Linked DNA regions of Homo sapiens: all the other regions are linked to region 2. A link is a contact called in ENCODE Hi-C or POLR2A ChIA-PET data. All regions are on one chromosome and are shown on one strand. Each heading gives the region's core, a stretch centred on a gene start or an enhancer-like site at or near the end of the contact. The rest is flanking DNA. Distances are from core to core; before and after follow the strand shown. Region 1 holds the start of LINC02560 (long intergenic non-protein coding RNA 2560). Region 2 holds the start of ZNF417 (zinc finger protein 417). Region 3 holds the start of ZNF549 (zinc finger protein 549).

The links. A loop is a pair of places that touch in the nucleus more often than their neighbours do. ChIA-PET counts read pairs that join two places held with the same protein, here RNA polymerase II (POLR2A). Pooled maps may share reads with other maps.
Region 1: a loop to region 2 is called in a map of CD8-positive, alpha-beta T cell, with 3 times the contacts of the local background. The contact joins the promoter of LINC02560 here to the promoter of ZNF417 in region 2. A Hi-C loop is called at or near these places in 1 of 168 maps with a recorded cell type or tissue (CD8-positive, alpha-beta T cell), 2 of 37 single-sample maps with no recorded cell type and 11 of 50 pooled maps. POLR2A ChIA-PET finds 5 or more read pairs at or near these places in 1 of 52 experiments (T-cell).
Region 3: a loop to region 2 is called in a map of naive thymus-derived CD4-positive, alpha-beta T cell, with 13 times the contacts of the local background. The contact joins the promoter of ZNF549 here to the promoter of ZNF417 in region 2. A Hi-C loop is called at or near these places in 1 of 168 maps with a recorded cell type or tissue (naive thymus-derived CD4-positive, alpha-beta T cell), 1 of 37 single-sample maps with no recorded cell type and 12 of 50 pooled maps.

The regions. Positions count from the first base shown.
Region 1 is chr19:58,398,858-58,401,557 of GRCh38, forward strand. It overlaps LINC02560 (long intergenic non-protein coding RNA 2560), which reads left to right and starts at 1,346. Exons shown (of 1, transcript NR_149054.1): 1 at 1,346-1,822. RefSeq lists an enhancer at 2,353-2,700.
Region 2 is chr19:57,915,342-57,918,266 of GRCh38, forward strand. It overlaps ZNF417 (zinc finger protein 417), which reads right to left and starts at 1,251. Exons shown (of 3, transcript NM_152475.3): 1 at 1,038-1,251. The coding sequence starts at 1,070. RefSeq lists enhancers at 1,008-1,297, 1,316-2,171, 1,568-1,627.
Region 3 is chr19:57,526,082-57,528,781 of GRCh38, forward strand. ZNF549 (zinc finger protein 549) reads left to right here and starts at 1,275. Exons shown (of 4, transcript NM_001199295.2): 1 at 1,275-1,525. The coding sequence starts at 1,493.

The DNA of each region.
Region 1 (2,700 bases), core at 96-2,595, 480 kb after region 2:
ACTTAATTATTTAGAACACGCGTTTATTTTTTTTAATTTATTTTTGAAACAGAGTCTCACTCTGTCGCCCGAGCTGGAGTGGAGTGGTATGATCTCGGCTTACTGCAACCTCCGCTTCCCGGGTTCAAGCGATTCTCCTGCCTTAGGCTCCCAAGTAGCTGGGATTACAGGCGCCCGCCACCATGCCTGGCTAATTTTTGTATTTTTAGTAGAGACGGGGTTTCACCATGTTGGCCAGGCTGATCTCAAACTCCCGGCCTCGTGATTTGCCTGCCTTGCCCTCCCAAAGTGCTGGGATTACAGGCCTGAGCCACCGCAGCCGGCCTTATTTCATTTATTTATTTATTTTTTTGAGACAGAGTCTCGCTCTGTAGCCCAGGCTAGAGTGCAGTGGCGCAACCTCGGTTCACTGCAACCTCTGCCTCCTAGGTTCAAATCATTCTCCTGCCTCAGTCTCCCAAGTAGCTGATATTACAGGCGCCCGCCACCACACCCGGCTTTTTGTATTTGTAATAGAGACGGGGTTTCACCATGTTGGCCAGGCTGGTCTTGAACTCTTGGTCTCAAGTAATCTACCCACCTCAGCCTCCCAAAGTGCTGGGATTACAGGCATGGGCCACCATGCCTGGCTAAACACACACTTCTTATCTTGCAGTTCTGCAGTCCAGAAGTCAACGATCAGTTTCACTGGGCTAAAGTTGAGTTGCCCATAGGGCTAGTTCTTTCTAGAGGCTCTAAGAGAGAATTCATTTCATTAGTTTTTCCAGCTTCTAGGGCTGCATTCCTTGGCTCCTGGCTCCTTCAAAGCCAGCAGTGCAGCATCTTCAGATCTCTCTGACCCTCCTACCTCCCTCTTTCACTTATAAGGACACTACAAGTACATAGCGCCCACCCGAATAATCCAAGATAGTCTCCCCATCTCATGATCATTAATTTAATCACACCTGCAAAGTCCATTTTGTGGTGTCAGGTAAAAGATTCACAAGTTCCAGGGATTCAGACCGGGATATCTTTGGAGGCCATTATTCTGCCTACCATAGGGTCTCAGAGATCCTCCTCATTGCTTCCCTCTCCCACCCAACCTAGGGGAGTGGGGGTGTGCAATGGTATTTCTGACCCAGACAGGCCAAGCAGGGGAGTCAGAAAGGGGCCCTTGCCTGGTGTTGCACAGAAGAGGGAGAGGATGTTCTGTGCCTGAGGGTAGACCAGGAAGGCTGCCTGGAGGAGGGAGCTGTATCCTAAAGGATGCTCAGGAGCTGGCATTGAGGCCAGTGGCATAGCCTGCACAAATACAGGAGGACCTGGGGAGGCCAGGGGTGGGGCTGGGGGTATTGGGTGGGGCTGGCCGCATTCTCCGTCTTAACCAGCTCGCTCCTAGGTGCTTTTGTGGCTTCTGCACTCTACCAGCTTGGAGCCAGGGGCCTCATTCTCTCTTGCAGTAAAATGAGGCTGATGACTGAGCCTAGGAGTTGCTGGGCATCTGGTCTGCTGATTACCACCTTGGTGCCCAATGTCTGCCTGCCTATCCACTGCTTTCAAACAAAGAGGCTGCCTGACACCACCCAGGGGGACGCCTCCCACCCTTGCCCAGCCTCAGCCAATCTCCTCTTTCTCTTCTTCAGAGCTGGAGTTGTGCCCTCCTATCCTCTCTCTGCCCACCCCATCACTGCTGTACACCCTGCCCCTTGGCACTTCGGCCCCGGACTTGCTCCTCCTGGCAGGCCTGGGTGCTTGTGAAGCCGGGTGCCAGAGGGCCCAGCACGGCACGGCCTTTGATTCTGTTTTCTGTAAATCGACGACAATAAATTCTCTTTTTCCTTCATCCACAAGTGTTTACTGAGCGCCTTCTGTGTACCAGGCCGCACCAGGGTGCGGAGCAAAGACCAACCTCAGGGAGCAGATGAGGTCCAGGCGGCTGAACCAACCGAACCATGGTTCTGGTAGCACTGCCTCCCCCGCCACCCTCAGGGGGCCCTGCTCCCCAAGCCCTTCCCAAATCCTGCCGTCCAGCTCTCCTCCCCACCTTGCAGGAGGGACGCCAGGGCCCGGTTTTCGGGTTCCGCCATTCTTTCCTCAATGAGGGTCGGAGAGGTCCCTGCCCACGCCAGACCCGTCCCCGGCCGTCGCGGCACCCTCTTGTGATCAGGCGGAGGGACCAAGGGCCAAGAGCGGGGCTTCGCCGGACGCTGGGAGCGTCACTGTCCAGACTGACAGATGGGGAAACTGAGGCTGACCAGCTGGGCAGGGCGTGCATACGAATCTGGGTCCTGGAAGCGTTCTGCAAGATCCCTTCTCACCTCAACCGCACGTGCTGGCATCCTTGGGTTTCCCTCCTTCCCCAGATCACAGCCGCACTTCTCTCCTCCGCCCTCATAGTCACGGCCCTGCCTTCTCCCTCCTCTTGCCCCGGGCGGGCCCCGCCCAGAATGCGGAGAGGCCTTCGAGGAAGCGCGGACCAATCGGAGGCCCTATGTAGGGCTGAAGAGGCGGGACTCTGGTCGCCATAACAACTCATCACGCCTGTGCTGCGCGCGCGCGTCGCCTTAGTGCCGCAGCCCTATTACGTGAGGTAGGGAAGGCGCGCCAGACTCGACGGCCAATCAGGGACCCGAGGGCGATGTTGCCATGACGACCACGTTGCGCTGGAGATTGCGACGGGGGCTGAAACCGCGGGGAACTCGGGGAGCGAGTGGTGAGAAC
Region 2 (2,925 bases), core at 1-2,500:
AATGCACAGCCCTCGGCCTGCTTACTCTTCCAGGGAGAGCTCCACCTCACACTTTGTTCCAGACAGGTTCCATCCTCCCGGCTCCGTCCATCTCCAGGCCATTGCCTGCGCCCCTCCCTGTGCTTGTTGCTCTCCCCACCGCATCCCACGGGTGTCAGAAACAGGTGAAACCGTCTTTGCAAAATTATAACTGAGGAAATTATGACAGTGAAAGAAATCAGACCTTACTGACTCCGTCTTGCTTCCAACCTTTCAGCTGTCCTTGTTCATTCCTGGGTATAGGCTGAATTAACTTAGGGAAGGAATTCAGTTCATGGTTTCACTCTGAAACAAAATTGATAATAGCCCTTTCCTGAAAAGACCCCCTTCTTGCCTGGAGAACAGCCTGCCTTTGCAGGACTAACGAATTAGCTACAAGGTTAGAAATTACCGTTTAGGGGTCATGCAGCTTCTGACTCCAAGAGTCTGAACCTCCCCAAGTTGCTCCTGAAGATAAATCACTATTGTAAAACCTAAGATCAGTGCTTGAGGTATTTTGCAGATCCTGCACTGGATGGATCAGCTGACAACACACAGACCGGTAATCTGGGTCAATCAGTTCTGCCATCCCACCCAGAACAGAAAACAGCATGAAAAACTCACTTTAACCCTCTATGAATCCATCTCAGGTCCCAACCCTTACCGCCAAATTAATGTTGAAAACTCTGATCCCGGAATGCTAATGGAGACTGATTTGAGTAATAATAAAACTCCTGTCTCCAGAACAGCCTGACGGCTCTGCGTCAATTACTATTTCTCCATCGCAATTCTCCAGTCTTCATAAATCGGCTCTGTCTAGGCAGCTGGCAAGGTGAACCCACTGGACAGTTACACAGGGACCCCCACTGGACAGTTACACAGGGACCCCTCCTGCGAGCGCCTCAGTGTTCCTACGCCGGGTACCGGCTACAGACCCGTGAGCAGGAGCCGCTCCCTCGCTGGTTTAGGACCTGGGTGACGATGGGGTGACCTGAGGGCACAGAAGGCGCCACAATTACCTGAGTCGGGCGCCTCGGCGCAGCCGCTGCCATCGGACTACTTGGGGAAGCACGGCCCGGGAGCAGTGGTCGCCGTCACGGGGCTGCAGAGCCGCCTCTGGGCACCGAGGACGATTCCTCTCCACCTTCTAGGTTCAGTCACCGCGGTCCCCCCCCAGCACTCAGGGGCCACAAACTGGGGAAACACCCGCGTCACCGATACACAGCCGCTACTAGAGACCCCGGAAGTCTCAGCCTTACGTTACGTGCACACGTGGAAATGCCTTCTTTCCGAGTGCTCATTGGCTCTGACCGGCTGTCGTTTAACGCAGAGCTTTCTGGGTAATGTAGTTCCCCACTTTCCATGGCGCTAAAAAGAGCGATACCCAGAGTCCATCTGCAGGAAAAGCCCGCCATCAGGTCAGGGGTTCTCCTTAAAAAGCGCACCCTTCTGGCCGGGCGCAGTGGCTCAAGCCTGTAATCTCAGCACTTTGGAAGGCGGAGGTGGGCGGATCACGAGGTCAGGAGATGGAGACCATCCTGGCTAACACGGTGAAACCCCGTGTCTACTAAAAATTCAAAAAAAAAAAAAGTTAGCTGGGTGTGGTGGCGGGCGCCTACAGTCACAGCTACTCTGGAGGCTGAGGCTGGAGGAGAATGGCGTGAACCTGGGAGGCAGAGCTTGCAGTGAGCTGGGATCGCGCCACTGCCCTCCAGCCTGCGCGACAGAGCAAGACTCTGTCTCAAAAAAAAAAAAAAAAAAAAAAAAAAAAAAAAAAAAAAAGGCGCCTTTCTAGGGCAGAGGAGGGGTCTCACCTAGCCTTAGAAGCCGTATTGAGATTCCTGGAGACTAGTGTCTGTAACTAATCACTCAAGAATCTGGAAAAATACTGTTTCAGATTTCGGGGAGCGCAAGGTAAATAATAGGGAGCTCAAGCTAAAACTATTATTTAGGATTCTCCTAAAGGCTAAAAATCCAAATTACCACACCGTTTGAAACAGTCGTTCAGTCGCAAAATACCTGCACTGGAAGCAGAGGCTGATAAGCGTTGTTGTGTTATAATGTGTCTGAAGGCCCTCAGAAGCCTTAGAGTGCCTAAGGCAAATGAAGGAAGTTAGGGATGTGCTCCCCTATAGCAGGAGTGCAAAGCTGAATCTCTGTGATTCCTACAGAAAACAACTCTCCTGCTGATAGAATCTGTGAAAGGAAAATCTTGTGGCCTCAAAATTACTAAGCTAAAGGGAAAAGTCAATCTGGGAACTGCTCAGGGCAAACTTGCCTCCCATTCTATTCAAAGTCTTCCCTCTCCTCACTGAGATAGATGCCTATTCTGATTGCCTCCTTTGGAAGGACTTATCAGAAATTAAAAAGAATCCAACTATTTGTCTCTCTACCTGTCTACCTGTGACCTGGAAGTCCCCTCCCTGCTTCGAGTTGTTCCCGCCTTTCTGGTCGGAACCAATGTACTTCTTACATATATTCACTGATGTCTCATGTCCCCCTAAAATGTATAAAACCAACCTGTACCCCAACCACCATGGGCACATGTCGTCAGGACTTCCTGAGGCTGTGTCACGGGCATGTGTCCTCAACCTTGGCAAAATAAACTTTTTCTTTTATGAGACGGAGTCTCGCTCTTTGGTCAGGCTCGAGTGCAGTGGCGCGATCTCGGCTCACTGCAACCTCTGCCTCTCGGGTTCAAGTGATTCTCCTGCCTTAGCCTCCCGAGTAGCTGGGAGTACAGGCACGTGGCATCACGCCAATTTTTGTAGTTTCAGTACAGACGGGGGTTTCACCTTGTTTAGGATGGTCTCGATCTCCCTCGTGATCTGCCTGCCTCACCCTCCAATGTGTTGGGGTTACAGGCATGAGTCACCACACCTGGCCAGCAAAATAAACTATTTAAAT
Region 3 (2,700 bases), core at 25-2,524, 390 kb before region 2:
TTACAACACTATAGCCAAAGATTACATTCATAAAGATATTTTTACAATATAGGTGTCTTATTTAATATGACTCCAATCTAAATGGTAATTTTTCTAACCTTTCTTAAGTAATTATAAAATGTCAAAATTATAAACAATTAAAAACTAAAGAGAAATGAAGACAATGGATAGCAACAAAAGCTAATTGCTAAATATGGGGGAAAAAAGCCAGGCATGGTGGCTCATGCTTGTAATCCCAGCACTTTAAGGCAGGCGAATCACTTGAGGCCGGTTCTAGACCAGCCTGGCCAACATGGTGAAACCCTGTCTCTACTAAAAATACAAAAATTATCCGGGGGTGGTGGCGCATGCCTGTAGTCCCGGCTACTCGGGAGGCTGAGGCAGGAGAATCGCTTGAACCTGGGAGGTGGAGGTTACAGTGAGCAGAGATTGCACCACTGTACTCCAGTCTGGGCGACAGAGTGAGACTCTGTCAAAAAAAAAAAAGGAAAAAAAGAAAAGAAAAAGAAGATATAATGTTTCTGCAATCTCATTTCAGTTCCACTTATGATAATAGATACATTATGTAATTTAAGTCACTAACACTTGAGGGCAAAAAAACAGAATAAACACAAACGTGTGGGATAAGGGGATGCTGACCCCACTGTTAGTGATCACCTTGGTTGGAGACCCAGGTTTTATCATACAGATGAAGCCTGCAGGTAGCAAGTTTCAGAGAAATAGATTGTAAATGTTTCTTATCAGACTTAAGGTCTATGCTGATGTTATTGCTGTAGGGGTAGAATGAGGCATGTCCAACCCCTTCTTCCATAATGGCCTGAACTAGATTTTCAGGTTAACTCTATAATGCTGAGAGGAGGGGGTCCATTCAGATAGTTGGGAGGCCTTTGAATTTTATTTTTGGTTATAGTTTCTACATTAAAAAAAAGAAAAAAATTAAGGGTCGCGTCAATTCTCAATTGTCAACATTTTTAATGTATTGTATGCAATATATGTCAACTTTTGTGTTGAGAAATGAAGATCAAATCGTATTCTTTTATCCTGTGTATGTAATAGGCTTTGCTGACCCTAGTTTGATGGGTTTTTTCCTTTGTCCTCTCTTTCTTGGATTGAGTCCTCACAGCGCGGCGGACTGCGGCGTGGTAGGAACTACACCACCCAGAATACTGTGCGCCGAGCGTGCCGGGGCCTTAGACCAATCATTGCCCAGGAAAGGGGCACCTCCGTAAGTGCGCAATACGCCAGAATCTTCCGGCGTCTTTCCGGTGGTGGTCGTTTTTGCTGCCTGCGAGCGCGTCCGCGGGCTGGGCGTTTCCGGCTCGCTGGGTCCGGGCCAGGTAACTGGAGCCGGAAACCGGTGGAGGTGGTGTCCGCCCGCAGAGGAGCTTGCCTGGTCTCGGTCTGAGCGTCGCCCAGCGATTTGCCACCGCACGCACGCCGGATCCCGGGCTTTACCGCCCGCCTTTCCAGGCCCCGCCCCGCCTAAAGTCCCATGGCCGAGGCAGCGCTAGTGATTACGCCGCAGGTGAGAGCGGAGTCCTCGGATCCTCACCTGGGTCCTGAGGCCCCGGACTGGGGTCACCTGCGTGGGTCTCTGCAGTTCAGGCCTCTTCTCCAGGACAGCGAGGAGTTCTGGGTGGGGTCCTCAGAGCTGACGGGCGGTGAGGTGAAGAAGGGAGAGCGTTGCGTACCGTGGGGGCTGCACGCGCAGAGCCTGGGAGGTGCGCCGGGGTCGCGAGCATTCGGAAACTTGGGGGCGGACCTGTGTCTGCAGGGAGCAGAGAGAATGAGGAGAAGAAGGCACGGCTGCCATGGCAGCCTGAGCAACCGGGGTTTTTAATTCTGAGTCTTTGGGAGCCATGGAGGGTTGTGAACTAAAGGAGAACACGATCTGAGTGAGGGTCTGAAAAAATATTTCAAAGGCAATGAGTGGAGAAAACAGACTGTTACGGAGTGATGGGGGTGGACGCAGGGATACTGGTGAGGAGACTGCTGTAGTAGGCTCCAGGAGGATTATGGTGGATTCTGGACCAGACGGGTTGCTGAAGGGACCTAAGTAATAAGAATCTTGGTAGATCTTAAAGGTAAAGCCAGCAGGATTTTCTGCTCCATCATTTGTGCCTATGAGCAAAAGTGGGAGTGAAGTATGATCCCAAGTTTTTCTTTTACCTGAACATCTGGAAGAGTTGACAAAGAAATCTGGTGAGGGAGCAGGTTTCAGGGAAATAGTAGGAGTTGAATTTTGGACGTGGTGTTTCTAAATTGCCACAGAGTGAAGTTGTTACATGGGCAGTTGGAATCATAAGTAGAAAATTCATGGGAGGGGACTGACTCAGTGATGTGTAAATGGAGACAGGCTGGGGCGTAGACTCAAGCCAAGCCTTAAATTTAGACGGGAAATCTTAAGGTTTTACTTTGAGATGAAGAGAGGGAGGGCTGAGGCTGGAGGCTGGGAAAGTGTGGGTCGGCCTTGGCGAAGCTGCCTGCAGATAGGAGGGCCATGGGGTTCCGGGGGTACTTCCAAAGGGAATGTGTAAGGAATACACACTGCATAGGATGGATTTGAGGGTGGGACACTGTGTAGAGTCACCATTCAGAAGACTTGGCGAACTGTTCACTCTATGTGGAGCCAGAGAAAGGTCAGCCAGACTAGCAGAGAAGCCCAAGCCCAGCAAGAGCAGCTCTCCCAGGAAAATACAA